Linked DNA regions of Homo sapiens: region 1 is linked to region 2. Evidence: read pairs that join two places in POLR2A ChIA-PET (ENCODE). Cell type or tissue: PC-3. All regions are shown on one strand. Each heading gives the region's core, and the rest is flanking DNA. Links, peaks and the distances in the headings are about the cores only. Region 1 overlaps SLC45A2 (solute carrier family 45 member 2). Region 2 overlaps LINC02160 (long intergenic non-protein coding RNA 2160).

Region 1 (16,641 bases), core at 7,697-12,696, 710 kb after region 2:
TAGTAATCTTAGAGTTCTGGCTTCTTGGTGAAGGAGAGTCAAAGAGTACAAGTATTCTCCTCCAGGCAGCCTGGTGTAGGGAAAGGGGGTTGAGTCCAGGCATTAGGAGACCTAAAATCTCAAATTTTCTCTACTTGTGTGATTGAGATAAAATGAAGGCTTTATCCCAATGACCTCTTAGTTCCTCGTTGCACTCTTACAGTTATGAAAAACACTGCACTCATCCTAAAATAGGAGCTACTGTTGGAATCAGATGAATAGATTACTCTCTTCAACTGTATTCTCCTATCAAGTGGCATGGCGAGAGGCAGGTTGATGCGCTGTGGCAACTCAACTTGAAGGCAGTCATGTTTATAGAATGAGGCCTCGTTTCAGCAGATCATACTCAACCATTTTGCCAATTCAAACATGAGCAGTGTCGAAGTTTACTTTTGCATTTATTTTGGAAAAATGCTAAGCAAATGAACAGAGTAAACAATACTGGAGGAAGCACTTGATCTCAAGGGAAAACTACTTACACACTTTTATAACTAACAGCTAAGATGTATTGCTTTTATTTATATACATAACTGTATACAAAAAAATGAGGTTTTCTACTGACTATACATAGCAAAAAAAATTCCTTAAAATACCATTAAAATAAAGTACCGTTTTTAAATTTTGTAAACCGCTTAGCTAAATGTAATGTGGTATCCTAGATTGGATCAGAAAAAGGATATTACCCAGGAATAGGATTGCTGGATCAAATCGTAGCTCTACTTTCAGTTCTTTCAGGAATCTCCACACTGTTTTCCATAGTGGTTGTACAAGTTTATATCAACACCAGCAGGGTAGAAGTGTCCCCTGTTCACTGCATCCACGTCAACATCTATTTTTTTTATTATGGACATTCATCTGACATATATATATATATATATATCATAGTTTTTTTATTCACTTGTTGATTGATGGGCATTTAGGTTGGTTCCACGTTTTTGCAATTGCGAATTGTGCTGCTGTAAACGTGTGTGCAGGTATCTTTTATATATATGATGGAATACTACTCAGCCATAAAAGGAATGAATTAATGGCATTTGCAGTGACCTAGATGAGATTGAAGAATATTATTCTAAGTGAAGTAACTCAGGAATGGAAAACCAAACATTGTATGTTCTAACTCATAAGTGGGAGCTAAGCTATGAGGATGCAAAGGCATAAGAATGACACAACAGACGTTGGGGACTCAGGGGGTAAGTGTGGAAAGGGGATGAGGGGAAAAAGACTACAAATTGGGTGCAGTGTGTACTGCTCAGGTGATGGGTGCACCAAAGTCTCACAAATCACCACTAAAGAACTTACTCATGTAACCAAACACCACCTGTTCCCCAATAGCCTATGGAAATACATTTTTTTTAAAAAAAGGGCATTAGTAGAAAAACTGGTGAAATTCAAATAAGTCTGCTGTTTACCTAACAGTATTGAAGCAGTGTTAATTTCTTAATTTTAACAAATGTACATGGTTCTCTATGATGTTAACATAAGAGAAAAGCTGGTGAAGCATACATAGGAACTCTCTCTACTATCTGCAACTTTTTTGTAAATCTAATTAAACTTTGATTAAGAAAGCAAAATAACACATAGGCACACTTTTCTAGGTGACAACTCCATGGGGTAGAACAAGGGCTGTGGTGTTCACTAGTCTTCTGATGCTCAGCACTGGGTCTGGCAGGTGTAATTAATAGCTATTGAATGAATAAAAGAATGCACAAGTGAATGAACCAAGCACACAGTGCAACTCATTCCAAGACATCTTATTATTCACCCAAATAAACCCTCCTGGGTACCTCTTTATTCCCTGTAGTCAGCAGCTGGATTAATATCAAAAACAAAAAACCAACCAAAAAAAGCTAACATCAAGGAGTCCTTTGCCCCACTAGTTTTGATGGACCTCCATCATCCACCTAATAAAATTTTAGTTCCTATGCTGGCATTCAAAAGCTTCCAAAATGTGTCTCCAATTTGCTTTCCTAACTTTATTTCTAAAGTTACAAACTCTGTGATCTATGGTACCACTTATACTTTCTACAAATATGCTTCATGCTTTAAAAAAAATTTTTTATGTCTGTGGCTTTGCTGATGCTCTTCTGTCAGAAGTACTTTTCCCCCAAAATCTCTATTCAAATCCTAACTATCATTCAAGGCACAACTCAGGGGCGATCTCTTCCATAACGCTTTTCTCCATTTATTTAGGCACAATCCTTCCCTCTTTAAAACTAAAAGCAATTGCTATTTTGCCATTTGTGGCCACCTTGGAAATGTGCCGTTTGGGTCACCTACCAGAGAAAACACAGTTGATCGACAGCGCTGAATGCTGCCTCTCTGGATCCACTGTTCCTGTTCCTGCCAAGGAACTCTGTTCCTGTACCTGTTCCTGCCAAAGTTACCCCTTTCCTGGCTGTTCCCAGATAGTGACTAACAAGACGGGGGGTATTAGTGTTAGCCTGTTCCTACAAGAGTTGGGACTCCTCTAAGGAGCAACTTTGGCTGGAGGACTCCCATTTGGCCTGAGTGAAGCTTTCTTGAAACTTCACTGCATCTGAGAGGCTTCCTACCCTATCCTCTTTCCTTTCCTTTCTCCTTTCACAGGTGTTTGACTTGCATCAACATAAGAAGACTTTCCCTTCCTATTTCTGCTTTCTCCACTTTATCTTTCATGCTGTTTTCTCCAATGAATCTCTTACATGTCAAATCCTATCTTGGTGCCTTTTTAAAAGATCTGAACTGATACATTGTTTTATAGCATTTACCATGTTCTATCATGGATTATGAGTCATGGTATAAATGGCATATGCCACGTGTTAGGCTGCAAATTCCTGGGCATAGAGACTGGACATTTGTCAGTTTTATGGTCCCCAAATATCTAGTACAGTGCTTTGCACATACTCAGTACCCCAAGCTGTTTGTTAAATGAATAATGATTATAATGTATTGATATATTTATGTGAAGTTTGAAAAAGTGTCTTTGTATGCTTTATCTTAGTTGAACATCCTAATAATCCTAGAAAATAGACTGGCCAAGCCAACAAAAGAAGTTGACCTCACAGGAAGGTGAGATTCACTGAGCTTGTCTGAAAGTTGTTGGAGTCCAGATTTGTGTTCCCTGTTTGTGCTTAAGGCACTCTAGTGTTCTGCCAGGGTCAAAATAACAAGGCCTAAACCCAACAGCTTATTATGTGGTTGCAAACACTCTAAGTAACTTTACCTGAATTAGCCCCTGCAACCTGCACGAAACCCTTGTAGGTAGATGGAATTATTTTATCATTTAACACAAATGTAAATGCCCAAAGTCATGCAATCCAGAGGTGGTACAGCCAGGATTTAAGCACTGTGCTCTTAATCTTTAGGTTACCCTATAGCAAGTAGCTATTTGTGATTCACTGAATGAATAACACAAGTCAGCAGCTAGAGGAACCAAGATTTGAACTTAAGTCTTCTACAACATTTTGTCAATCAAGAAATCCTCTGTTCTATATCCCTGAGGTTTTGGCATTCAATTTTAGCTTGAAGGAAAATGCAATTATTTCATCAGTGTTGTCCAACAGAACGTTCTACAATGATGGGAATGTCTTACATCTGCACGTCCTATATTTTAGCTAGAAGCCCTATGGGGCCTTTGAGCATTTGAAATGTAGCTAATGCAACTGAAGAAATGAAGTTCTAATTTTATTTTTATTTTAATTTAAATAGCCCCACGGGATTATTAGCTACTATATTGCTCAGCTTAATTCTAGTCTCTTCTCTGATCATTTCATCTGAACATGGTCTCATTTCTCTGGCAGTTAGTTGAGTTTTATTTCAAATTTTAAGCTGATGAATTCACTGTGCAGTTCGCTGAAAATGAACGAAAATATCCAATCAACTCATGACAGGCAAATTCGATATGCCCAACTCAGTCACCAACCCAAGGATGCTACCATTTGGAGGAAAAAATTTCTAATTTATGATCCTAATCTAAGGGGATATTTCTTCTGGCCTAAGGATGATTTTAGGCTTCTCTTGTTGCCTAACCTTTCTCAACTGGCTTCATCTTCCCTGGTTGGATGCTACCTGAGAGGAGTAAGAGACAGGAGGACCAGAGGAAAATGCAGACATTTTTCTTTGAGATATAAAATTTTAATTCCAAGGGATGATAGCTACGGGGGATTTGGGAATTCAGTTAGACCCCATGAAACTCTTCTCGTCAAACAGACAAAACAAACAATTAAAAAAACAACAACAACAACAAAGAGCAAGAATATTTTCCCTTGTAAAGAAAAAATGTTGCATCTTTACCTGTTCAGCATGATTTTTGTTTTTTGCTCCCTGCATTGCCAGCTCTGGATTTACGTAACCATTTTTAACTTTCTCGATAGAACCATACTCGTACATTCCATCTGATGACAATGGAGGGTCCTGAGGGGTTTGCTGTGGGGGAATGCCCTTTGCAACCTCTGTAAGTGGGGCTTCAGAGATACTGCACAGATGAACAGTAAAACACAAAGTGAGCACCAATGCAGAGAAGAAGAACATGACCTGGAATTCTGTACCCAACAGTCTTCCCAGCTCCAGATGGGCCCAGTCTATAGCACCCAAAAGGTAACCCAGGGCACCTCCAAAACCTGGAAAGCAAGAAAAGCTATGTTAGCATATTTAGCAAATTATCGTTCATTTTCCTCATGCATAGACACTCCCCTTCAGTGGGAAAACTCCCTGAAGACAGCAGAGGCAACCTGGATATAATTGGAAAAGCAATACAGCAAGAGGCTGAAAAACACACAGCCAGGCAATGTGGGTTCAAGTTTTGGCTCTAGCATTTACTTGCTGTGATCTTGGGCTTCCTCACCCAGAATATGGAGGTAATAGTAAAAGAGTAACCTACTAGTAGGGTCATGATTTGAAAATAGAAAGTGTTCAGGATGGGGCCAGACACATAGCAAGGGCTTACTAAGTATTGCTACCATCAGAGATACTGTGACCTTTCCAAAGTGCATTCTCTAGACTGCTTTTGAACTTAAATTTCTGACCAGAAAAAGCCCCAAAGAAAACCAATTTCTGGCAGCAATAAAATTAAATGACTTGCAGTTTCTTATTATTAAGCTTCCTGGGATGACGTAAGCTTGCAAAGATGAAACACCCTCAAAAGCTGTCTTTCTTCCTCTATTAGAAGCTCAAGGTACTTGTTCCCAGTTGATAGCTGGGAACAGGAAATAATGAGAACAAAAGTTTAAACATGAATTTTTAAAAATCCTATTATCGTTTCCCAGGACTCCAACCTGAGGTCTTTTTGGTGCTTGTTTTATCTTCTCAGGCTTAAACATTGTGTCACTTGAGGGATACTGAGGAAAGGCTCCTCAAAATCTATTCAATCCTAATTATCTGATATTTAAAATCCCATTATTAGTTATTCCTTTTTTGAGTTTCTGTTTTAAAATACACGTGTTCCTGGTATGGGCAAGAAATTACTCAGCACCAAAGTAGTAACTGTTCCTCAGATGTTCCTTCTGGTGCAGACATCAGTGACTTCTGATAAAGGTGGGGAGATAGCATGGTTGGGGAGGGGGCAGTGGACATATTATGGGATGTCGAGGGAATTAAAGAGTTGAGTGCTGGACACATCCACTACATATGTCACAAACTTATGTAGGACTGATCCTCCTGTCAAAATTCTTTAAACGTCAAACTCCCATCATGCCTACCAACCACAACTTATCTAGCTGAACAGATCAGCTTTCATTTTTGTTTTTGATTTTTTTTGTGTGTGTGTATGAGTGAAGTCTCTATTTTATTTCTCAGATAAGGACAATATCTTCACAAGCTAGAGAATCAAGGAAGAAAATAGAACTAAAGGAGTTCCTCTCTAACCCTAAACATCTAAAGTTACATAAACTCTGACCTCAAGAACACAAACCTGAATGTCAAGTACCATGAATCCTAATTTATTCAAATTAGTGAGAGAGTAGACAATTTTGGTCACTTCATATTCTGGTTAGTTGCAATTTAACATAGAGCCTATTTAAGGAGGACCAACAATCTAATCATTGGATTCCAAAAATAAAGCATCATTAGCATGTCCTGAATGCTGAAGTGTTTTAAGGCAGAATTACAAGAAACTGTGGCCAATGGGGCACAGTGAAGTAAGACATATAGTCTCTGGAAGCAAGAAATTTATGGCCTAGTTATATGTGATGAGCATATACATAAACAGATAAAGGACAGATGATGGTGAAGTGCCCAGGATTTGAGAGAAAGAGAAGGTCCTGAAACAGCCACACTCTACGACTGATTCAGAAGAATGTTCTGGGATTTGTAGTGCCTCTGGTTATTATTAGACAATGACTATTCAATTGTAGAGAGGCAGAAGGTATCAGAAGTCATGCGTCAAGCCAAGCAATCAACCAATAAGAATGTATTAAGTCTGCTCCCCAACCCATTACGACAACCAAAAATGTCTCTAGATATTGCCAAATATCTCTGAGGGAAGGAGGTTGAAAAGTGGCCCCTAGTTTAGAACCCCTGACCTAAGTCAACCCTATGACAGACACATTCCTTTTTCGAAACTATCATTTGTAAACAGATCAAGGGTTTTCACATTGCCATTCAATTTCTTATCACTTATGCCTCTATCTTTCAAATTTTTGTTCAACTGAGCATTACTCATTGCCTCAGTTGGAAGAATATAGAGCAGAAGACCCCTGCTCATTTGAAAGAATTGATATGTGAAATAAATCCTCCACTGTGCAATGGAATGGTAGTTTTATTTTATGGAAAAAATATAAGGATATGCATATAATGATGGATTTGTATTAGAGACTAATTTGGAAAATGGAGTCCTACAATTGGGGAGTTTCCTGATGCAGTTGCATGTCTACTGGTTTACTTTAGTTCAATAAACATGTATCGAACACTAAATATATGTAAATGACTCTACAAACTTCTGGGGATATAAACATAAAAAAGACACAGTTTCCCATTTTTTTCCCCAGAAGGTGGTTTCAAGTGGGAGAAGCACATAATGGGAGAAGCTACTTTCTTTTTTTTTTTTTTTTTTTTTTTTGAGACGGAGTCTCGCTCTGTCGCCCAGGCCGGACTGCGGACTGCAGTGGCGCAATCTCGGCTCACTGCAAGCTCCGCTTCCCGGGTTCACGCCATTCTCCTGCCTCAGCCTCCCAAGTAGCTGGGACTACAGGCGCCCGCCACCGGAGAAGCTACTTTCAAAACAGTAATAAATGATAAGCTAGAACTCAGAGCTGGGTACTCAGAGTACAGAGGAGTTTCAAAGAGTCATTATTGGTGCTAGTTAATAGTAACAAGGTGATGTCGATTATTAGTAAATCTGACAGGATTTCTCTTCATTAGCAATGAAAGTTATAAGAGTTCAATATATCAATGAATTCAAAAATTTTGGATGTAAAAGGAGATTTGAAGAGTTAGATCAGAAAGCTATGAGCTTTAGTGACTCTGTGATGGAAGACCACACAGAGGGAAGAAGAGATTTGGAATCGTGCCTGATTTCCATTCCTATCTTTGTGCTTTCTAGTCACATGCTCTTGGGCACTTCTCTGAGAAACAAGGGTGGTGCTGCCTCCTCATCTGAATTTAGTGAGGATTAATGCAAATAATCCACGTCAAGCCCCAGCACATACCATGGCAGAACCAGACCCAAAACTGAGCTCCCTGCTGACTTCCTATAGTAACCCTAATTCCAAAGCCTCCCCTAGAAGCAGAAGATAGCTACTGCACTGAACTGGCTGAAGGCAGCCTGCCTGGAACTTGCTGAAAGGATTTAGTCATTTTAGGCCCAGTGATTAGAACTAATGGATTATTCTGAGGGCTGAGACCTGGGCTTACCCCTGACCCTATTGTGGCATGTAGCAAGTATCAAGAAAGTAAAATATATCTCAAACTTGGAAAGTGTAAAAATTGCAACTGCTTGACTTTTAAAATATTCCTCTAGAGCAGCCTTCTTAAACTTTAATGTGCACGCAAATCATGTGGGCACCTTGTTAAAATGCAAGTTCTGATTCTGAAGGTCTAAGGTGGAGCCTGAGATTCTGCATTTCTTTCAAGCTCACCACTGACACCAATGCTGCTGGGCCAAGCATCACTCTTTTGAGTGGCCAGGTGACAGCAGTTTCTAACTAACTTCCTTTCTTGAGAAATGGTACTTTGTTGTCACAGGATATTTGACCCACAATTCATAACTGATAAAGCACAGTGATTTGCAGTCCTGTAAAATTAAGGTAGTTTGCAGATATGAATAGGGTTTTTGTTGCCTGGTAGGGAAATTACTCCAAAAGTATTACAGAGGGGTTATACTTTTATAACCCCTTGTCTTGTAGAAGGTTAACCAGGTTCATATTTAGTCTAGCATTTTTTATTTTGCTAGACACACACACACACACACACACACACACACACACACACACACACACATTTCCTGCAAGAACCTGGGGGAAACTCTTCTTATATCTTCCCCATTGGTTCCTTTATTAATGTGTTAATTTAAAACCTTGACATAATCTATAACTTAGAGAATTATTAGCACTCTCTTATCTTAGGGAAGGGGGTAAAAAAAAAAAAAGGGAAGAACTGTCTTATTTGTCCCAAAGCTACTGTTTTGAAGTAGTTGTAGCTGCAAGTTAGAATAGTACAACACGACATGCCAGGAAAGCAAAGTGGGCCACTGGGGGAATTATCCTAACAGAATATTAAGACACTGGAAAAAAATATTTAAACTTTATCTATTTGCTGCCTCAGATATGATGAGGGCCAGTAGAGGGCTGCAGGAATTCATTAAAGGCCTTTCTTTTGCTTCTTCTTCTTAAGCCAAGGGTTTTATCTTCAAAGACAATCTCCCCAACAAAACCTAATTGCGCTATGATAAAGGCTGATAGTTTTACCATTTTACCACCTCCCACACCTACATCCAGACTGTATTTACCTCTGCTGCCAAAATCAGCCTCTGTGAGGCCACTGGAATCAATCACCAGGCTATTGGGCAAGCCATAAGCCAGAGCATTCGGAGGACATCTGCTGCCACATTAGATAACAAGCTTTTACAAAGAAGGGCCAGAAGTGGTCCAGCTGGCCCCTTCCTCACCAAGCCAGGCTGTGTTGTCAAACTCAGCAGAATAAATGGCTTTAGAAGACAGATGTCATATTTCATAACTAATGATGCAACTTGAACAGTGGCCCATACTGGAAGAAGTCCAAATATATAGAAATATGTAAAAAATTGTCTTTAGTCCACAACTATGACAGGTAAAATGGGAAATTGGTAAACTGTCAGTACCAAGGAATCTAAAGGATGAAAGGAAACTCAAGAGAGTCCATCTAAATCAAACTCTGCACCTACCATCTGCCTGTAATTGCCTGCAGGCATCAGGTGTGTGGCTTGGCAAGCTCAGCACCAGGGCTGACACAGCTCAAGTCATGAGAGCTAGCTATGTGCTGTTTGCTACTTTACCTCTGAAGGAGGACAGACTAAAGAACTCCCATCTTCCCATGGGGTTCATGAGAAAGTCGTTCTGATTCTTTTCTACATGTTGAAAAAAATAGCAATGAAAGTGTCAGATTAGGTGCATGCTTCCTACTTATTCCCACCAGGTACATACTAAATCCTGGACAGTTAACATAAGTACCAGCTACTCTCTCTCTCTCTCTCTCTCTGTGTGTGTGTGTGTGTGTGTGTGTGTGTGTGGTGTCCTTGACCCATTTGTTTATCAATAGAAATTGTTAGAGCACCTATCTTCACCAGGAACTGTGCTAAACACTTGAGATACATCAATGAGCAAGACAGACATGACCTCTGCCCTCTTGGAGGCTGAGTACAGAAAAAGCAGTCAAAATGATACATGTGTTGTGTTCCCAATGAAAAGAAAAAAAAAATTTTAAATTAAAATAAAAAAAAAATGATACATATGCTCTGGTCAAAGACCAGCTTGACCAGACAAGCTGATCTGATATTTCTTTAGGTTTACAAAGCAACTTTTCTCTTCAAAGATGCTGAGATAATATATTTAAAATATTGCTCACTGTTTCCATCCACCTACCTCTAATCCTGGCATCCCTTTCTCTCATTGGGCCCTTCTTTCACATTTAAGCTGGGCCAGGATGCCTCGTTGCTTTGAGGACAGTATGTAACAGTAGAGAGCAGAGAAATAAGAATGGTTTGTCTTGCTTCAGAGTTCCGAAAGCCCTTAGGCTGCGAAGGCATCGAGAGTAGATTCATTAGAAAATGTGCTTTAAGAACCAGGCTTCCCAGGCTAGACAGAGCATTCATGATGGGTGCACACATATTGGTAAATCCCTTAGGCGGCGATGGTCTTGCTGCCTGCTTGATGGGCCTAGCTAGAGTTGGAGGGTGGGAAGAGAGGAGCAGAGCCTCCCCTGGAAGGCTTGAGGGATCCAAGAGCAAGAAGATAGGTGCCTCATTTCCTGGTCAGACCCCATGGAGGCAGTAAGAATCCCAGGAAGAAAAGGCTGTGCAGGAGGTCAGGCATTAATTGGCCTCGTTCTGGAGCCATTTATGGCTGTCTTGAGCTTTCTTAAAGTTTACAGAACTAATATTTCCAGTTCTAAGTTGTAATGGCTCAGCACACCGTGAAGCGTTTTGCAAAATGCTTTAACTCCTCCTAGTGGTGACCAGGGAGCACAGGGCACAAATGCTAGAATGAAAAAGCTGCAGACTAGAAGTCATCAGCTGAGTTAGACAGCCCCTGTGAGCCACTGCAAACCTTCTCGGTCCCCACCTGCCTCCCTTGCTCCAGCAGCTGCTGCAGTGACCAAATCTAAGCCAGCTCCGGCCAGCTTTGCACTGGACAGGTGCATCTGGATGGTGCCTAAACTGAGGGAAGACAGAAACAGCTGGGGTTCAGGGCTTACAAAACCCATGGTACCACCCTTAGTCAGTCAGTACAGACTGGATTAATCTTCCCTCATTCATCCCCTACATGGAGAGTTCTTTGGTGCCCTTCCTAAGCCTCCTCAGAGCCAGCTCTGTAATGCTTATTGTTTGGCCTGTTCCTGTCCACCATTTCCTTACTCTTGCTCTCTAGAATCCCTTCCCAAATAAACTATCTGTATACAAACCTCTGGGGTTCAACTTTTAGAGGAATCCAGACTAACTCATGAACCACATCTTTGGTTAGCTGGTTGGCTGACTGGCTTGTTGGTTGGTTGGTTGGTTGGTTGGTTGGTTTTACCCCTAGTCTACCACTAACCAGCTGTGTGACCTTGGGTTAGCCACTTTACCTCTCAACAACACAGCTTAATCATTAATAAAATTAAGATGTTAAAACTGAATATCCATCTCACCAATATTTTTTGAGCACCTTCCATATTCCAAGCACTATTCAAGATAGTGGTGGTCAATGAACAGGAAACACAATGTTCTTGTACTTGAGGAGTTTATGTGATGGTTAGAGAGACAGACAATAAACAATAAACAAATAGCACTTCTCATCATGGTGGACCCTAGAGATAAGATATTTCAGGACTACAGCAAGAAGCTGCCAGAGTGCATGGAGATGGGCACCATCTTAAGGAGCTAAGGGAACAATTCAAAGAATTTACCAAACCGTATGAAAAGTCTGAAAATGATCTGAAGGCCCTAAAAAGTGTTGGGCAGATTGTGAGTAACATGCTTAAACAATTAACTGAAGAAAAATTCATTGTTAAAGCTGCAGATGGACCAAGATGTGTTGGGAGTTGTCGTCGACAGCTTCACAAAAGTAGCTGAAGCCAGGAACAAGAGTTGCTTTGGATAGGGCTACACTAACTATCATGAGATATTTACCAAGAGAGGTGGAGCCACTGATTTATAACATGTCTCATGAGGATCCTGGGATGTTTCTTATTCTGAGATTGGAGGGCTATCAGAATAGATGTGGGAATTGAGGGGTTACCACTTACAAACCCAGTTATTCCAACTTGTAGGAATAATACCTCCAAAAGGCTGTTTGTTATGTGGACCACCATAAACAGGAAAAACACTCTTGGCACACAAGCTATTGCTGGCCAGCTGGACTGCAACTTTTTTCCTTTTTTTTTGTTTTTTGGAGACAGGGTCTCACTCTATTGTCCAGGCTGGAGTGCAGTACTGTGGTCTTGGCTCACTGCAACCTCCATCTCCCAGGCTCAGGTGATCCTTCCACCTCAGCCTCCGGAGTGGCTCAGACCACAGGTGTGCACCACCATGCCCAACTAATTTTTAATTAGTTAATTAATTATTTTTTATTTTTTATTTTGAGACGGAGTCTCATCTGTTGCCCAGGATGGAGTGCAGTGGCGTGATCTTGGTTCACTGTAACCTCCACCTTCTGGGTTCAAGCGATTCTCCTGCCTCAGCCTTCTGAGTAGCTGGGATTACAGGCATGCACCCCCATGCCTGGCTAATTTTTGTGTTTTTAGTACAGACGAGATTTCACCACATTGGCCAGGCTGGTCTCGAACTCCCGACCTCAGGTAATCCACCCACCTTGGCCTCCCAAAGTACTGGGATTACAGGTGAGAGCTACCACACCCAGTTACCCAGCTAATTTTTGTATCTTCTGTAGAGATGGGGTTTCACCATGGTGCCCAGGTCCACCTGCCTTGGCCTCCCACAGTGTTGGGATTACAGGTGTGAGCCACCACACCTGGCCAGGACTGCAATTTCTTAAAGGTTGTATCTAGTTCTATTGTAGACAAGCACATTGGTGAAAGGGCTCATTGGATCAGAGAAATGTTTAATTATGCCAGGGACCATCCACCATGCATCATTTTTATGGATGAATTAGATGCTATTGATGGTTGTTGGTTTTCCAAGGGTACTTCAGCTGACAGAGAGATTCAGAGAACTTTAATGGAGTTACTGAATCAAATGGATGGATTTGATACTCTGCGCAGAGTTAAAATACAACAGACCAAATACACGGGATCTTGCTTTGCTGCATCCAGGAAGATTAGATAGAAAAAAATACATATTGATTTGCCAAATGAACGAGCAAGATTAGACACGTTGAAAATCCATGCAAGTCCCCTTACAAAGTATGGTGAAATTAATTATGGAGTAATTGTGAAGTTTGCAGATGACTTTAATGGAGGAGACCTGAGAAATGCTTGTACTGAAGGAGGTATGTTTGCAATTCATGCTGATCATGGTTTTGCAAAGCAGGAAGGCATCATGAAAGGTTAGAAAGTGGCTGATTCTAAGACGCTAGAGCTTAAATTGAACTATAAACCTGTGTAATTTACTTTTTGATGGCTATATAAAAGACATTGGCTTAATGTGAAAGTGAAGTTAAAGAAAATACTATACGTATTGCCAATGATCTCATTAAAAGTGTATGAATAAAAATATGAGTAACATCATACAAATTAGTATAATAATTCAGTAATCCAACTTTTAGGACTGATATGGAAGTATGTATGTTTGCTAATATCGCATTTATTGCAGCAGAAGTTACAAGAGAAGAATGTGTTGAAACTTTTCGTATTTGCTAGGTGAGCATTTTGTAAAACATTGAAAATGGTTTGAGGTAGTAGGATAAGAAAGCATTTTTGTGACTTATTTTATATCATTTGTTTCCCTCATTCTAAAAAGTTGAATAAAATCTGTTTGATTCAGACCTACAGAAATAAATAAATGAAAAAATAATACAGTGTCAAGTAATGATGGGTACCTCTGTGATGGGAGTCAGGGCTGGGGGTGTGTGTTTGCGATCAGAGTAACAAAGCAAGGAGGCCAAAAGCCAACTGCCAATTGGTACCTGGGAAAGCACTTTCGAGCAGAGGAAACAGGGAGGACAAAGTCCCCCAGATTCCCACTTCTCTAATCTGACTTGGAGATTCTTTGAGAGTTGTGTTGATCCCATTTGAATGGAAAAGAGATGGCAATTTGGAGACTTAATCACCCTAAATTGCATAAATCACCCTTTTTATCCACAAGCTGAAATCCCTGTATCCTTGGTTTCTGCCCTGGCCATATCCTTTCCAAGCTGCCTGAATGAGGAGATGTGAAAGTCTACCATGGGTGGAACTTCAAAGGTTTTGTTTGATGAAACAAAACCACTCATCTAAAGATGAAAAAGAGAAAAGGTTAAAACAGTCTCAAACATGAAGTGACTCCTTTCCTCTGTGTAAAAGGTTTAGTCAAAGAGTCTCTTGTTTCAATTTCGTTTTTAAGACTCTTTTCTTAGCCCTTAATTATTTGCTATTTAGAGCATTTGTTGCATGTTCGCATTTTTTGTGCATACTTTGAAGTATTAAAAGACAAAAGTTAAAAGAAGTTGATATCTGACAAGTTACCCATTCTTCTTCCAAGGATGTAATGGGGCAAGTTTCTCACTGAGTCATTACAAATAAAATGTTTGCAGGCGTAGTGAGGATAGCGGAAATCAAGTAAATATAAACATTTGGCGTTTCATCTCTTTGGGTTAGATGAAATCCTTTAGATGGTTCATTGTGCTGTGCCTGTGACCCTTGCAAGGTGGTTATTAACTAACATGGTGCAGAGATTTGCAAGCCTGTGAAGGAATGAAGAAAGCTCAGAAATGCTGAGGCTACTCTGCAGTGAATAGGAGGAACCAGGAGCTGAACAGGGCTGGCCTTTCCTGTCATGCCTGATCCCAGCCTCCCGCCAAGCAAGAAAGCCCACTGCTAAGAACAGCAAAGTCTTGGGTTCAAGTAGCAGAAATACGCTTGGTTAGACTCCCTGGGCACAAAAGGATTTCCAGTCTTCCCTGGTGAGTACCACTCTGTTAGCTCACTCGGTTCCACAGCCTCAGGTGCACCCAGGAGTGAAGGATCTGTGTGGTGAGAAGATGCGGGTGGACCCACCAAACCTACCATGGCTACCACATATGCCAGGGATGGAGGAGGATAGAGTTGCCTTTAAATATGAAAGATAGAAGCTAGAGGAATTAAATGTCTCCCTAGGAGCCAGTACAGTCTTTTCTCTAGAAAATCCCAAAAAAATGTCAGAAATATGCTGGGAAATATTTTGGTAATGAACCCTTGGATGCTTATTTATGAAGCATTTGGAAATGCTGGAACAGAACCACAGCAGTGAAACAAAAAAAAAAAAAGAATTTCAGTTTACTGGGATGATTGGATTCCTTGGGTGAATAATATTTTGCTGTTGATGAAAAATCAAAATGGGCCCTGACACTGAACATGCCTCTGCCGGAAAACGTTTGCTTCAAGTGGAATGCTGTAGTTATCTCTTTGTCAAGGGCATGTAAATTCAAAAAGTTTGGCATGTATGCAAAGACAGGGCAGAGGGACAAGGCCCTGCTTGTTATTTTCACTCATCTTTTAATGCAGTTTTTCATTCAGAGTGAGGATACCACAGTGGGATCACATATCCCACATTTAACTCACCAGAATTCAACTATTCACACTTTGAACACAGGGAGAAAGAGAGAGATTGCAAGAAAGACAAGAGTAACATTTTAAATAGTATGGGTAATTCTATTAATTTCAGGAGTAAACATTAAAGGAGAGACAAATCTGCATATATATATGTGCAGGTTTGTACACACAAAACAAAGCATATTGTATTTTATGAGTAATCTGAGAGATATTTACGAATAATGTCGATTGTCATTGTCACTGAGTTGGGGACTTTAGAATCTAAGCCTTAAACAAAGTGAGAGACTCCACTGCACTGTCCTAAAAGAGGAAGATGTTTTAAGTTGTTTTTCTAGTTGGGGAAAGAAATTGCTCTGAGCCATCCACACAACCTCTGCTGCTTCCATATGAGCAAAGACATGCACGGGAGACAGTCGGCTGAGGTTCGGGGTTCAGTGCTGGTCATGAGACAAAGTAATTAAATGAGCATATTTGTCTAATTGATGCAATTTGTCGTGTCATTTAAAACCATGAATTATAAACAGGGTTATGTAACCCTCGGGTCTCCTTTTACACAACTAACATGTTTAAGTGCCTGCTAACAGCAAGGCAATGAATTAGAAGCCATGGGGAATTTGCAGGTAAACCCTCATGGGAGAGTTTACGAATCTTGCAGGAGGGGTAGATAAATACCTTGTAAATTACAATACAGGGGAGAGAGTGAACAAATGTGCAGATCAGGTAAAATTGCGAGCAGGCATGTATATCACTCCAAAATATAATTATCCTTTAATTATTTACTCATATATGGGACTTTAAAAGCTCTAATTCATTTTCTTATAATAGTCTTGGTCTTTAATTATTCTTATTAAGCTAACATTCAACTGTGTTTGCATTTTATGTGATAGCTACCAGCTTTGTCTATTCAATTGTAATTGCTCCTTCCTTTTTGCTAATAAAACCCCAATGTGGTTTAGGGAGATACATGACCAACTCCCAGCAAAACCCTCACTTTTCAACCTCCTTAGGCCACTGAATGCTCACATAACCCAATTCTGCCTAATGAGAAACAAGCAGAGCTCTGGGAGAGGGGAGGTTTCTAGGGCAGATTTGCTTTCTTCATTTAAAGAGTGAATGTAGGCTCTTTCCCCATTCCCCCTTCCTTCTCCCTGACCCTCCTCTCCCCTCCTCTTGTCTTGAAACAAACAAGAGCTATGGACCCGTAGCAATTGTCTTGCATCCAGGAGGCAATACATCCTTAAAGCTGCCAAGGAAACATTAAATTGTTGG
Region 2 (16,641 bases), core at 5,256-10,255:
TCACTATATAAATATACAGTACATATTCACTAAGTCAATGTGCAGTTCCTTCTAAAGAATCACATTATATAAAACAAGAAGGGATTCAAATTTAGTAAATCTGTACTGGGGCCCATCAAGAGGCATTTTTAGGAACCCCTGTTGGGATTCTAATGTAGAGAGATCACTTTGAGAAAGGTTCCCATGCCTGAGTATCTCTAGAATCAGGATAGGGACACAAAGATTTTTCCAGATTTGCCTACAGCACAAGGCGATTTGCAAAGCCCCTTTGAAAAGTAAGGGTCCGAAATTCATTTACATTTGGCAAAGTGTAATTCTTTCATTCATTCTTTCTTTTTTTTTTTTTTTTTTTTTTTTTTTGAGAGTCTCACTCTGTCTCAGACTCTCCACCCAGGCTGGAGTGCAGTGGCATAATTTCAGCACACAGCATCTTCTGTCTCCTGGGTTCAAGCAATTCTCAGCCTCCTGAGTAGCTGGGACTACAGGTAAGCCCCATCACACCTAGCAAATTTTTGTATTTTTAGTAGAGATGGGGTTTCACCATGTTACCCAGGCTGTTTTTGAACTCCTGACCTCAAGTGATCCGCCTTCCTTGGCCTATCAAAGTGCTGGGATTATAGGCGTGAGCCACCACACCCGGCATAATTCTTTATTTCTAAGAATCAAAGGCTAGTAGGAAAGATGTTTTGGATACTAAACAACTCTTACCCAACTCTAGCTTGATGAGATGTCTAAATGAATATGAAACACACGGATTGAAATATAAGGTCTTTTTAAGTGAGGAGCAAAGCCCTTGGCAAAACTGGATGGCGTTATTTTGATAAAACCCAGGGTACTACAAAAAGTTTGACACACCCGGCCCATAACCGTCTGTCCTGTTTTCTAAAGGGCATGTTTCCCTTCAAACCATGTGGGTGTTACACTAAGAGAATCAAGTGTAGGACAAGAATCTCAATTTGATAGACTGAGAGTTGACCTTTCAAATTTGTTTGGACAGGCATATTTTTCTTTACTGTAGCTTGTGTTCTTTTCCAGGTTCTAAAGGGCAGTCATGAAACTCCAAAAGTTCAGTAAAAGGGATGCAGGGAAATATATATATATATACATACATATATATATATACACACACACATATGTATATATATGCATTATATATATACAGTATATATTCTATATATATTGTGTATATATATTGTGTATATATATAGTAGATATATTGTATATATTGTTACCATGACCATCCTTGTCTGACTAGTCTCAACCCAACTATCACCTCATTTGGAATGCTTCCTAACCCTAAACTATATCTAACCCTATGAGAATGCACTGTTTTTCATATTGCTGTACTTACCAACTTATTTTATAATTAGTATCTATTCTTTTCAGTGTGCCCTATGAGTCTAAGAGCTACCTGAGGACAAGACTAGACCTTATTTAAGGCTTGAATTGTTAAGTCCTCAGAAAAGTGCCTCACAGTGGATTCTCATTAAACTTTCTCAGAAAGAAAGAAAGGAGTGAGTAAGCAAGGGAGGGAGGAAGAAAGGGAAGAAGGAGAAAGTATGTGGAGGGGAGAGGAAAGGCAGAGAAGGGAGAGGAAGAAAAGGAAGAAGGAGAGAGAAAGAAAGGAGGGAGGAGTAGGGGCAGAGAAAGGAGTTGGGAAGGAAGGAGGAAAGGATACAGTTCAAAGTTTGAATCCTAATAATGGGTCTGTTTATATTGTGTTTAAGAAGAAATACATGAACAAAGTTGACTAGGACCCTTCAAATAATATTAAAATTAGATGAAAAACTGATAATGTGGCAACCCCCCCCCACCCCACACACACACACACATTCAACTGGACACAATTCTAAAATATCAGTTCATACCAGTTCACCTAAATGTCCCCCTAAAGAGCAGATTCAAAATTTTGGCCATGTTTCTCATAGACCAATCAGCAAGACTCAAATGACCAGGCCAAATGGATAGCAATCTGATTTGTTACTCTGAAAGGAGACAATCTCGGTTAGTATGGAAATAAACTGGTTTACATACAAATATCTTCTTATAAAGAGCAAAAATTTACAAAGTCATATTTTAGAAGCCATCTAATCTAACTTTTGCTTGTGGCAGATTAGGTAAATGAAGCTCAATGAAGTGTCAGAAGCGGACTATCATCTAAATCAGGGATATCCATATTGGCTTCCCTGGGCCACACTGGAAGAAAAAGAATTGTCTTTGGGATACACACAAAATACACTAACAATAGCTGACGAACTAAAAGAAAAAAAAACGCAAAAAAAAAATCATAATGTTTTAAGAAAGTTTACGAATTTATGTTGGGCTGCATTCAAAGCTGTCCTGAGCCGCATGTGGCCCGTGGGTTGACGATTGCACAAGCTTGATTGAAATGGCAATAAGTTCATAAGGAGAAAAGAATAACACAAAGCTTTAAGGTTAGATAAATTAAAAGATCTAGTTACAAATCAGGAAATTATTATCAGGTCTGCCCACACTAATTAACATTTTGAAATAATCTATAGGCAGAGAATAAGGCTTGTTTTACACAAAACCATAATGGGATGAATTTTATTGGTGGACAAAGCAAAGTTCAAATTGTTTAATTCCTTGTGGCAAGCTTGAGTCTTGGCTATTGCATCCCTACTAAATGTCGGAACAGCAACATGTAAAACTAAGACACGAGCATCAGCTATGTTTGTTTGTGTGTTTGTTTGTTTTGAGATGGAGTCTCGCGCTGTCGCCCAGGCTGGAGTGCAGTGGCACAATCTCAGCTCACTGCAACCTCCGCCTCCCGCGTTCAAGGGATTCTCCTGCCTCAGCCTCCTGAGTAGCTGGGACTACAGGCACATGCCACCATGCCCAGCTAATTTTTTGTATTTTTAGTAGAGCCGGGATTTCACCATGTTGGCCAGGATGGTCTCGATCTCCTAACCTTGTGATCCACCCGCCTCGGCCTCCCAAAGTGCTGGGATTACAGGCATGAGCCACTGCACCCAGCCTAACTATGTTAAAAATCAATAGTAATTTTGTTCTGGAATGCTATTGACAATTTCTGAACAACTATTATCTTCAAAGCATTGCACTAAGCAGTGCATGGGACACAAATACCAACAAGACTTAGACTGTGCTCTCAATAATTTATAATCTGATAGGAAATAAAGTCCCCAGATGCTTACATCTGTGGCACGCAGGATTACATGTAAAAACACATTGGAGGTGGCAGGGCCTATTTAAGTCCATTCCAAATGATAATCTGCTGCTGGTCCCAGGAGGCTGACAAAAAAATACACTGGAATTCTCTCACCCATGAGTCCACAACAGTGTAAAGAAAATTGGGCTTGAAGTTTGAATTCCAGCTCCCCTCCTTCACTAGCTAGATGACCTTGGCGATTTCAGATTAACATTTAATTAACCTGCATCTTTATTTTTATAAAATCAACATAATAATAATGATCTAAGTTAAAACATATGATTCTAGTATGCAGTATAAATATCTAATAATGATGACAATAATAATACCTAATCCTTATTAAGTACTTATTACATGCCTGGTGTTCTACATATTGTAACTCATTTAATCTTCAAAATAACTCTATAACATAGGTAATATTAACTATTAACTCTATAAGTACTGTATTTTATAGATGAGGAAACTAAGACACAGAGCGGTTAAGTAATTTTCCAAAGAGCACATAGCTACGTGTTAGAACTGGAATTCAGATCCAGGGAGACTGACTCTAGAGTCTATGCTTAAAAATGATTGTTGAAAGCATTCAGCAAGATCCCTGTAAGAAAGGAGTTGGCAAACCTTTAATAAGAAAATAACTGTCTTCAGTGCCCTTGAATTGGGACTTTTTGATGTAACACTGAAAACAGAGTGGGAAGACATGACCATCCTCACATCTAAAACAAGATGTGGTTGGGATCAATATTCCAGCCTAGTGAGATGAGGACTCAGTAAAAACCACAGAAAAATAGTTTATTTTAAATCGTATTTTAGAATTAAGCAATATTTTAAAATGTATTTCATAATAAATAAATATCCCAAAGATGATTTCACAATTAAAAAGATAAATATTAAATATTTGAGCCTGCTATATCTTCCCCTGACTTTTAATAAAGGCAAAGACATTTGCTTTGCTTGCAGTTTTTCAATAAACTATTGACAGTATGTATCTATTACAACACAATTTCATTAACTGTGAGATCTAATAATCTCAATAAATTTATCTTGAATATTCTCAGCTTCCTTGTTTTTCTTCAAATGGATAATAATTGATCTTTAATACAGAAACTTGCCCACTGTTCATCAAAATAGAGAAAAGAACAGCTTTATTTATAAATTCAGGGTTGGTATTACAATCCCTCAAACCCATTTAATTAAACAATATGATTTACTAAAGTTTGAGAACTTATGGACAAAACAAACATGTAGGAAATATGCTGTGGTTCCATGGCTTCAAAAGCCCAAAGCAAATGCACCATAACCAATCTGATCATGTCACAGAATTCCCTCATGCTAGAGCTGGGATGAATTCTAAAGATGACTTCATTCCACAGTCCTCCAATCTGCTAGTGTACTGGTATCACCTGGGAATTTCATTTTTAAAACTTTTTCTTTTTAAATTTAAACCTACAGAAAAGCTGAAAACAGTACTTCACCCAGATTCACCGGTTTTTTCGTATTTTGCTAATTTGAGATCTTTCTTGCTTTTCCGCATTTTTGGTATTATCTTTGTTCTCACATCATTTTACTTACTGAATCATTTTAAAGTAAATTACAGATATGATAACCAGATTGGATGCTGTGGTCTGACACCTATATTCCTCTTCCCTCTTTAGGACTGAACTACTAATTTTCCCCATCAGCTGAAGAGTTTTGGCAATGAACAGCTTGCAGCTGAATCCCCTTCTGGAAATTATCCTTGGCTAAAGAGACACACTTTGATGAATGTCATGTACTCTTCCCTGGGGCAGTGTACACCCAGTGACTGGCTGATGCAGTGGTATAAAGGTCTGCTCCACTTGCCCTAAATTCAGGACAACTCCGTAAAGCCATCCCAGCCCCAGAGCTCTCTGTGCCATGAGCTGAGTTCTTTGTTGTGAGAGTATCACAGCTCCCCTTTCTCCCTAATCCTACTTCCTCACTCCCTCACAAGTGTTGAGTCCTTACAAACTTGCTGAGGAACTTAACCTGGGAAAACTCTTAAATAAGTCAGTATAATTAGATTAATTATAGTATTTAAGAATTTTATATAATATAATAAGTATAATAAGAAAATTCAGAAAATTTAACATTGATGCAATATGATAATCAAATTGTCAATACCATATTTTACCAATTGTCCTAATTTGTCCTTCATGGCAATTTTATTTTTTCTAATTCAAGATCCAATCCAGACCATATATTTTATTTAGTTGTCATACTGGTTTAGTCTCTCTTAACTCTAAAAAGTTCCTCAACTTTGCTTTGCTTTGCTTTGCTTTCCCAGACACTGACATTTTCGAAGAACATAGATCAGTTATTTTGTAGGATGCCCCTCAATTTGGGTTTGTCTGATTGCTTCTTTAGGATTAGATTTAGAGTTTGGTTTTCATAATTCATCAACTGGTCATACAACTTTTTCTAATTTTTAAGGTTATACAGCTAATTCTAAAATATCTAAAAATTTCCATCATCTTTATTTGAATTACTTGGCATATGATAGGCAATCTGCTCCACTGTAACCATTTATGTTAAAGCTATGTCTTTGGATTATAATGTAATCCTTTTGGGGACACCTTAAAATAATAATTAGGTATCCAAATTTAAGGTTCTGTCACAACTACAAGGTGTTTAACTGAGGCAAGTAACTGGGTGAATAGTTATCTTCTCTGATGACTAAGTCCACTCATATAGACGTTAAGAACTATTAATGTATCACACTCCACTTCGTTGTGTAAAATTGACAAATTTCTTTTGACACTAATCACAAGATGCATCATGAATTCAGAAATATTGAAGTGTGAAGGTAATATCCATTTTATGATTGAATCATGTGCTAAATACTGCATGCATCTTATTTAATACTGCATCTCATTTAACATTCACAGCAACTTTATAAGATTGCTATTAAAAATATTCCTATTTTATGGATGAGAAAACTCAGGCTCAGGGAGGGTAAGTAACTTTTATAAGATCACATAGTGAGTAAACAGCATAGTCAATATTCAAACACAGATCTTCTATTTATTTTATACCACATATGCAATTTCTTTTCCCAGTGTAGGCTTTCCCTAATATGAGTTTTATAATTCAGATTCCACACTCTCATTTAAAAATTCTGGGGTATCTACACTACTGTATGCTCCCAAATTCCTTAAGTACCAACTAGAGCTCTGAAACTACGTTAAACATTTTGAAGAACAGAAAAAAATCTGATAGAAGCATATCAACTTTCAAGAAATGTGCAACCTTAAATAATTTACAAATGTGAATGAGCAAAAAATACAAATCACCATTAAAGTACTAAATTGTACAGGGCTGTCCTACAGAAGTGCAGAGAAAAAAAATGACCTTTAGCCAGAATAATCATTGAAGTCTATACGAAAAATTGTCGTTCCAAACAATTTTCAGTAATTTGCAGCCAGTTAGTAAATGACTTTGTTAATGAGGACAACTGACAATAATAGTAAGAAACCAATAGTTCCCTTGCAAGGAAAGGGTCAAATCTATTGAACTAAAGTTGTCACAGGTTGAGTTCCTTGGCAAATTTATAAGGACCCAACACTTATGAGGGAGTGAGGAAGTAGGACTAGGTAGAGAGGGGAGCTGTGATACTCTCATAACAAAGAACTCAGCTCATGGCACAGCGAGTTCTGGGGCTGGGATGGCTTTACGGAATTGTCCTGAATTTGCAGCAAGTGGAACAGACCTTTATAGCACTGCATCAGCCAGTCACTGGGTGTGATTGTCACTTTAGGGAAACTGGGTATCTGGAGAGAAAAAGCCAAACATTTAGACTTTATTATCATCTGAATTCCCCATCCTCCTAATTCATATGCTGAAGTTCTAACCCCTAGTACCTCAGAATATGACCATATTTGAAAATAGGGCCTTTAAAGAGGTAATTAAGTTAAAATGAGGTTATTAGAGTAGACCCTAAGCACGGGGTCCTTACAAGAAGAGGAAATTTGGACACAGATTTGTGCAGAGGGACTTGCACAGATGGAAGACCATGTGAAAACACTGGGAGAAGAATGTCATCTACAAGCCAAGGAGAGAGGGCTGGAACGTATCTTTCCCTCAATGTCCAAAACAGGAACCAACCCTGCCTACACCTTGATCTCAGCCTTCTAGCCTTCAGCACTGTGAGATGATACCTTCTTTCATTTAAGCCACCCAGTCTATGGTACTTCGTTATGGCAGCCTTAGCAAACTAATACGGATTCCTCATCAGGTTCAGATTTTGCTAAATAAAATGTGTTTGTGAGGGTGGTACAAGCAACAGTGATATATTTCTTTAAGTATTTTCCCCCAGCCAAATTCCAACAAGACAATAATGTCTAATGCACTGTCTGGTGAATCGGAAAATCTCCTGAATGAAATAAGAGCCTCTAATACCCAAAAGGGAATGAAGTGAGTCATCACCACAGCCTGTGAATGAAAATAACTGCTCTGAGAAAACACATGTAAAAAATGACACCATGTGGATTAAATAGGGAAACACAAGTATATCCAGATAAATTGGGTGTTTTCCCTGTACCAATTACAGCTATTCTATAAATCCCAGATTATAAATCTTCATTCTTGCCTTTCTCTTGATCCTTCTCAGCTAGTTTGTCATGAAATATTATTTCTTTCTTTCTTATGTCTTTATATGGTAATCCGGTTCGACCATAAAAACAAAAATCTTGGAAGCACTATTCTTTTGTTTGAAGAAAAGATTTGGCCCAACTAAGGTTCTGTTATTTCAAGTAATATTTGATCACAAATTCTATCAAAACATCAGCTGACCCAATCTCATGCCCTCGAATCCACCCATTTTGCTACCAGTTAGTTTTTAGAATGTAGCTCTGATTGGTCCCTTTCCATGTTTAAAGACTACCATTAGTCACCCACCAGCTATTGACTGAAGCCCAAAGTCCTTGATCTGGCAGAACCTTCACAGCCTAGAATCAGTTCTGCATTTTCAGACTGTAGTCATCCTCCACCCCACCACCATATACTCTGCTTGCTAATAGGTGGCTATGCTTCATTCTCCAGACACTGTTCCATAGCATGTACGTATGACACTATCATTGCACATTATGTTTATGATAGGTAATATGTCTGACTTTATCATCATATTATACTCACCTTGGAGTCTAAGACCTGGTCTTCCACTTTCTTCAGTATCACCAGTGGCAGTGGCACAGGAGTAGTAACATTCAATCATTTTTCACCTTCTCAGAGAGGCCTTCACTTAATTCCTTAGCTAGGATAATAATTCTCTCTCCCCACACCTTGTCCTGCTTTATTTTTCTTCTTGGCACTATCAACATCAGACATATGACATATATTTTCAGGGTCACGTATTTTATAATCTCTCTCTTCCCACTTGAAAATAAATTCCAAAAAGTCAGGACTTTGGCCCATTCACTGTTCTATCCTCAGTGCCTAGATATGTGGCATACAAGAGACACTCAATAAATATTTTCTGAATAAGTGAATTCATTCAGCAAATATTTATTGGCAGTTTACTATGTGCCATGAAATATTATAGAAACCAGCAATCCAGCAGTGAACCAACAAAGGCCTTTCTCTCGTGGAACTCAATACTCTCTGGAAGAAGGCAAAAGCAAAAATAAGAAAACAAAAATCTCATTTTATATAACTTCAGATAGTGCTAGTAGGTATGCAATTACTATTTCTGTAATTGAATAGAACTTACACTGATTCAGGATTCACAAATATTTTGTGAATAACTTAATTTTTTTCAGGTATTACCAAAAGTAATATATGAATTAATTTATTTTTGGAACTAAAGTCAATACAAGAATAAACTGTAAAAGAAAGCATCATAACATAATACCCCTGTAGCAATAAAAATAATGTATTTTAAAAGATAGAATTTTCAAATGTGTTACATAAAACAAGACAAAATAAAGTTTCATTAGAAGCATAGCACAGGGACACTTTTATGAAGCATATAACATCAGAAGCAGTAGAAAGCAGCTTTGACTAAGTCTTTTGATATGACACATATAAAGGGATAAAACTGGGGAGAATTTTTGTTTGTAAAATATATTAGCACTGCTTAATAAGAATAATCGTCGATTTATATAGTACTCGGAAATCCATTAATGCAAGTGATATTACAGATTGGCATACATCTTACTATCTTCAAAAAAAATCCAAACTTTGCCACAGCATTATTTGGTACCTGATATGTCAAGCCCTATATCTGTTGTCATTCTGAACTGGAAATCTAGTCTTTTATGTGGCCAAAGATATTTAGTGGTATTTTAGGATTTTAAAAAAATACTGAGCCCTAGTTATAATAGAAAAAATTCTATAACATGACTTATTAACTTGAAGTCCTCCACTTCTGATTAGCCTGGTCCAGAGGTAAAGGAGTACGAAGAGCCACCTAAAAAGCATAGTGTTTGGGAATGTGGATTGGTGACTCATATTTGGACTTCATTAATAAGAGAGGTTGGGTTCCCTAGGGAGAAAGGACTGTTATCAAAAGCTACTAGAGGCTAGAGAGTCAGAGAATCTCTTTAATAAAATATGAAAGGTGAGGAAATATAAGTAACTCTATAATCTAAATGTAACGTGGCATAAACACTTAATTCTGAACTTGTATAACTGAAATATATAGCATCTGTAAAGACCATGTTTCCAAAATTTTGTATAAGTTTCATAGAATAATGTTGAATTGATATTATTATTTTTAGCATACTAAATTTTAAGCTGGTTAATGCCAAATTCCAAGATTTTTACATTTTAATTTTATTCCTAAAGGAAAGGAAAAAGAAGAAATTCTTGAAACTTCAATAATTAATATTATTTCTACTACTTCCTTCAAATTTTGTCACAATAAAAAAATCACAGAAGCAGGAAAACAATTTTTAAAAGCAGCTCAAGGCAATTAATCATTTGAAATACAACTACTTCAAGGAAAGTCAGGACAAACCAAAATCCATCTTGGCTCATGAAAAAACAAAACCTTATTGTTTGCAAATGTCTTGAGAGACCTCTTGAGAGATCTTTATTTTTTTCTATGAGAGTACAAATAATAAATAAATATTTTTAAATGAAAATGGGTAAAAGTTTTGAGAATTTGTATTTAATACTTAGTATACCACCTTGATGTAACTACCATTTATTTATTTGTTTCCCCTCTCCCTGATTCATTTCTGTTGAGACAGATCAAAACTTCTCGAAGTTGACTAGTTTCACATGGAAGCTAGAAGACCAAATACAGGACTATACCCATAAAGAAGAGTCACCTGGCATGAGAAGGTGAAACTCATGATTACTCTACAAGTCTTCAACATGTAGTTACCTTCCATTATTTATTAATATTATTCCCACCAAAAGAGAACTCTGATCCAGTTATTCAGTGTGCCGTACTGGCTTGGAAACATTCAATACTCCCCATCACCACTACAAGCACTACAGAGATCCAAAGATTCTCACCCCTTCCAACATCCTTAACCAAAAGACATATTCAGAAACAGGAAATAACAAAAGTTTCATACTCTCTCTTTTTTATTGAGACCTCTGAAGACCTCCCACCCACCCTCACAAACACTCACACACCCATGACTAGAATTACAGTTGTTATTTCAATGGGAAGAAATGACGCGGGGCAGGAAATGAGAATCTGTTAGATGAGAAGAGCAGTCTTCTCATCCTAATATTTGAGACATTCCTCTTTCATTTTCCTATGACTCATGCTTCTTTCTTTCTGGCATCTTGTTGGAGGAGGAGGAGGAGGTGGGCAAACCCAGTGTTTTGACCAAAAAAAAAAAAATCTTAATACCAAAAGCAATAGAAAATTCCAAGAAATGTATGGAGAAAACAAGGGCTATTGGTCTAAAAATCTATAGTTAGTACAAACTGACACTGGGTAACTGGGTAGCTTCAAGTAGTCTCAGTTAACAGAATTCATGTTTGTATTGTAAAAAGGAAAGATCTAGAAAATCTGATTTAAACTAAACAATAAACTTCAAAAATAAAAGCAAATTTGTCTGTTTCTGAGATAGGGTTTTGGAGAATGATGTTCTAACATTTGTTTGTAATGGAAAAATAAGAACTAACTAGATTTGTAAATATGCGCTGACCTGACAAAAAACTCTAATGAATGGCTTATAACAGACATGGAAAGTTATGGTTGAGAAAATTTTTTTCAAAAAGAACATAACAGGGAGCAGAGAACGAAATTTAATTTTGGAAGAGTAAAATTTGCCATTTGGAGATCATTCACTCATTCAACAAGTATTTAATGAGTTCCTACCATGTACCAGACACAAACTAGGTCTTGGTTTTATGGTGGTGGGGAAAAAAAATGTCATGATCTTTACTCTTTGGCACTAATTTTTTAATACTGAAGAATAAATTTGAATGAGTATCCTTGGGGCTGTGGTGTATTAGTCCATTTTTACACTGCTAATAAAAAATCCTAGAAGAAAACCTAGGCAATACCATTCAGGACATAGGCATGGGCAAGGACTTCATGTCTAAAACACCAAAAGCAATGGCAACAAAAGCCAAAATTGACAAATGGGATCTAACTAAACTAAAGAGCTTCTGCACAGCAAAAGAAACTACCATCAGAGTGAACAGGCAAACTACAGAATGGGAGAAAATTTTCACAACCTACTCATCTGACAAAGGGCTGATATCCAGAATCTACAATGAACTCAAACAAATTTACAAGAAAAATACAAACAACCCCATCAAAAAGTGGGCGAAGGGCATGAACAGACACTTCTCAAAAGAAGACATTTATGCAGCCAAAAAACACATGAAAAAATGCTCATCATCACTGGCCATCAGAGAAATGCAAATCAAAACCACAATGAGATAGATACCATCTCACACCAGTTAGAATGGCGATCATTAAAAAGTCAGGAAACAACAGGTCCTGGAGAGGATGTGGAGAAATAGGAACACTTTTACACTGTTGGTGGGACTGTAAACTAGTTCAACCATTGAGGAAGTCAGTGTGGAGATTCCTCAGGGATCTAGAACTAGAAATACCATTTGACTCAGTCATCCCATTACTGGGTATATACCCAAAGGACTATAAATCATGCTGCTATAAAGACACATGCACACGTATGTTTATTGCGGCATTATTCACAATAGCAAAGACTTGGAACCAACCTAAATGTCCAACAATGATAGACTGGATTAAGAAAATGTGGCACATACTATGAAGAAAATGTGGCACATATTAAGAAAATGTGGAATACTATGCAGCCATAAAAAATCATGAGTTCATGTCCGTTGTAGGGACGTGGATGAAACTGGAAATCATCATTCTCAGTAAACTATCGCAAGGACAAAAACCAAACACCGCATGTTCTCACTCATAGGTGGGAATTGAACAATGAGAACACATGGACACAGGAAGGGGAACATCACACTCCGGGGACTGTTGTGGGGTGGGGGGAGGGGGAATGGATAGCATTAGGAGATATACCTAATGCTAAATGATGAGTTAATGGGTGCAGTACACCAACATAGCACATGTATACATACGTAACAAACCTGCACATTGTGCACGTGTACCCTAAAACTTAAAGTATAATAATAATAAAATTAAATTAAAAAAAAGAGACATATCCAAGACTGGGCAATTTACAAAAGAAAGCGGTTTAATGGGACTTACAGTTCCACGTGGCTGGGGAAGTCTCACAATCATGGTAGAAGGCAAGGAGGAGCAAGTCACGTCTTACATGGATGGCATCAGGCAAAGCAAGAGCTTGTGCAGGGAAACTCTCATTTTTTAAATTGGATTATGAGGAAGTCTTCTATGAGAATAATATAAACTAAAGCCTAAAAGAGAGAAAGAGAGAGTGAGGAGAAGAGAGTTTTAGGCCAAAACAAACAAACAAACAAACAAACACAAACCAACCTTCAAAAAACTAAAATAGGTATGGCTAAATAGTGAGAGAAAGTTTTTAGGAAGTTGGAGAAGCAGGCTATTGTAATAGACATGTATTGTCTTGTGTATTATGGGAAAGCATTTGAAATCCTAGAGGGGTTTTTAAAAGTCAGAGATTTAAGATTTTACAAAGATCTCTTCAAATGCTGAATGGAGAAACAACTGAATAAAGGACAAGAGTGGAAACAGAGAGAACAGATAAAGAAAAGATACAATGAGATTGTAGCTTAGCTAGTAGAAGGACAGTTAAGTTGGAGAGAAGTGAATTGACTCAAATATATTTTGGAAATTGAACAGATGACATTTCTGACAGACTGGATATTAAAGATAAGAGAAAGGGATATATCAAGAACCATTCATAGGCTTTGGCAAGAATATATAAATTGGTGGGAATTCTATTTACTGATGACAGAAAGGTGCAAGGAACAGCAGATTTGAATGGGAAATAGAATGTTTAATATTAAACATGTAAAGTTTGAGATACCTGGAAGTAATTTTAGGGGGAATGTTAAGTAAGCATTTGTTTGTTGGGTCTAGAGTTCTAAAGGGAGGAATGTGTTGAAGAGATTAAGCTACAGAGTCTTTGACATACAATTAGTAGTTAAATCCTTGGTAATGGTTGACATCACCAAGGTTAATACTCCACTGGTATGCACCAGTACAGCCAAAATGGTCCTTGACCTTTCTATACCCAGTTAGTAAATAGATCAGACTCTAAGTATGGGTTTGATAGCAGATTAGATACATTTGAAGAAAGTGTTAGTGAAATAGAAAATAAGTCAGAAGAAAATATCCAGAATAAAAAAAAAAGCAGAAAGACAAAAAGATAGGAAATATAAAAGATAGGATAGGAGATTTAGAGGATATAGTGAGTAGGTCTAACATAGGCTTAATTGGAGCCCTAAACAGAGAAGAGAGAATTGGGATAGTATTATCTGAAAGGATAATGATTGAGGAATTTCTGCGACTGATGCAAGGCATCAATCCACAGGTTGAAAAAGAGCTCCAAACCCCAACTAGGATTAAAAAGATACACAATTTAAACATCATAGAAAAACTGCAGAAAATAAAAGACAAATAAGAAATATTAAAACCAATCTGAGAAAAAGAGGCAGATTACTTTAGGAATAAAAATCAGACTGACAGCTTGCTTCTCAAAAGAAACAATGAGAACCAAAAGTTAATGGAAGGATATTGTTCATGTGCTTAACAAAAATAATTGGCAAACTAGAAAGCTATACCTCCCCAAATAAATATAGAGAATAAAGGTAAAATAAAATTATCTTCAGACAAAATCTAAAAGATATATAAACCAAACTAAAGGAAATACTAAAGAATATTCTTCAGGAAAAAGGGAAATGATTTAGATGGAAGATTAGAAATGTAGAAAAAAGGAAAACAACAAAAATGATAATATGTGGAAAGATGTAGATGAACATCGACTGTATAAATATAGAAAGAATTAAAATGCACAAAAATAACAGCATGTAACTTGGAAGGTCAGTAAATATTGCTCATTTATTCTAATTCATTCTAATTAATATAGCTACTATTAATTAATATTAGATATAATAAGTAAGGGATTCAGGCTATAAGCTCTAGAGTAATCACTAAAAACTGCAGAAAACAAAAGACAAATAGGATCTTTTTTTTTTTGGGGAGATGAAGTCTTGCTATGTTGCCCAGGCTGGTCTTGAATTCCTGGGCTCAAGCGATTGTCCTGCCTCAGCTTCCCAAAGTGCTGGGATTACAGGTGCGAGCTATTGTGGCCCACAAATGGGAAAGCTTAAAACCAACCAGAGGAAAAAGGGCAGATTACCTTTAAAGGATTAAAATTCAAATTGATAGCTTGCTCAGTAAAAGAATATAAATAGTAAAAGAATACAAAATTCCTGGATCAATTGAGGAAAAAATATAATAATAAACGAAAGTAAGCCAAGCACAGAATACAGAACAAGTGCAACAAATAGAAAACACATGGTAAGATGATATAAATACAACTATAAAAATAAATACAATACATATAAATTAAATGCTTCAATTAAAATAATGATTTTCATTTATATTTAAAAACAAACTATAGACTGTTTGCAAAAGACACAGCCAGATCATAAGAAAGCATACAGAAAAATTGAAAGAAAGGATCAAAATAATTTTGCCATGCCAACACTAAGGAAAACAAAGGTGATATAACTAAATTAACATCAAATTAGACTTTACAGCTAAAAGTATCACTGGAGATAAGAAGGATCCTTCATAATGATTAAAAGATTTAATTCACAAATAAGATATTACTATTTTGAATTCATATAAACCTAATAACATGGCCTCAAAATAAAAAGACTGACAAAAATAAGGATAAATAGACAAATCTATAATCATAGTGGCAGAGGTTTATGGTCACCTTTTAGGAACTGCTATGGTTTGAACATGGTTTGTCCCTTCCAACATTCTGTTGAAATTTAATTGCCAATGTAACAGGGTTGTGAGGTGGGGGCCTTTAAGAGGGGATTAGATCATTGTGTGCTGCCTATTCTGCTTGACCCCAAGATCTATTTTCTGCCTTTCTCAATCTCAGGAGGCTGACCACTATATTCTGCAAACTTAGCCTTCTGATAGAGTTCAGACAAGGAGAGGCACTGGTAAGAGACAGAATTGTAGGAGGAAAACAAGGAATCAGGCCATCGTTCCTTTGTTTCCTCTCTGCCTCAACGCTATAGTTGTGGCAGGGGCTATGTCCCTCTACAAGCACACCTCTTATCATAAGATCCATTCATTCCTATTAATTCTATATGCTTAGGCTCCTTTCCTGTGAATATATCAAGCCCAGTAATGGCAATGGCTTCTTATTGTTAGTACCTGAGAGCTTCAGAATCCTTTGTTGGGTTCCCTAACAACATACCTTTAGATATTTCCTTCATTAAATTCTCTACAAAATCAAAGCTGTACATACCTTTTCTTTTCCTTCCAGGACATTTGTTTCCGTTAAAGACTAATAGGATTAATAGCTCCCTGAGGAGATTCATCAAGAAACAAAAACAGAATACACAAATAATCAATGTTAGGAATAAAAATGTGTATATTACTACAGATCTTTCAGTCCTTGAAAAATTTTAGCAAAGAAAATTCATCAATTGATAAATAGAATGATGATTATGTTTAAATTGAGTTTATTTTAGGCATACAAAATTGATATACTGTTTGAAAAATTTGAAAAATTCTATGTAATTCCTATTACAGAATAAAAGATTATAGATGATCTTTTATGAGTATGAATAATCTTTTATTCTATAATAGGAATTGCATAGAAATATTTTTCATAAAAATGAAAGATTACAGATAATCTTTTATTCTGTAATAGGAATTACATAGGATTATAGAATTATTTTTCTTTTCTTTTCTTTTCTTTTCTTGTTTTTTGAGATAAGAGTCTCACTCTGTCACCCAGGCTGGAGTGCAGTGGCAGATCTCGGCTCACCACAACCTCCGTCTCCAGGGT

Evidence for each region. ChIA-PET counts read pairs that join two places held together with the same protein. Peaks named below come from ENCODE experiments on the same cell type or tissue, not always from the same donor. Only the 100,000 strongest peaks of a DNase experiment are listed, where the experiment ranks them.
Region 1: POLR2A ChIA-PET joins it to region 2 with 5 read pairs; 1 of 35 experiments calls an interaction of 5 or more read pairs at or near these places.

What each region holds. Positions count from the first base shown.
Region 1 is chr5:33,959,380-33,976,020 of GRCh38, forward strand. It overlaps SLC45A2 (solute carrier family 45 member 2), which reads right to left. Exons shown (of 7, transcript NM_016180.5): 3 at 4,312-4,637. It also overlaps the pseudogene PSMC6P3. Among named protein-coding and RNA genes, the nearest start is that of SLC45A2, 17 kb to the right of the region's middle. In PC-3, for the core only: a CTCF peak has its summit at 10,665 (motif pointing left); a DNase peak (open chromatin) is centred at 10,642.
Region 2 is chr5:33,250,634-33,267,274 of GRCh38, forward strand. LINC02160 (long intergenic non-protein coding RNA 2160) reads left to right here. Exons shown (of 4, transcript NR_147008.1): 4 at 4,843-4,920. It overlaps LOC124900637 (a long non-coding RNA gene), which reads right to left. Exons shown (of 2, transcript XR_007058725.1): 2 at 12,835-13,033. Among named protein-coding and RNA genes, the nearest start is that of LINC02160, 29 kb to the left of the region's middle. In PC-3, for the core only: a CTCF peak has its summit at 7,682; a DNase peak (open chromatin) is centred at 7,618; H3K27ac peaks cover 1,024 bases.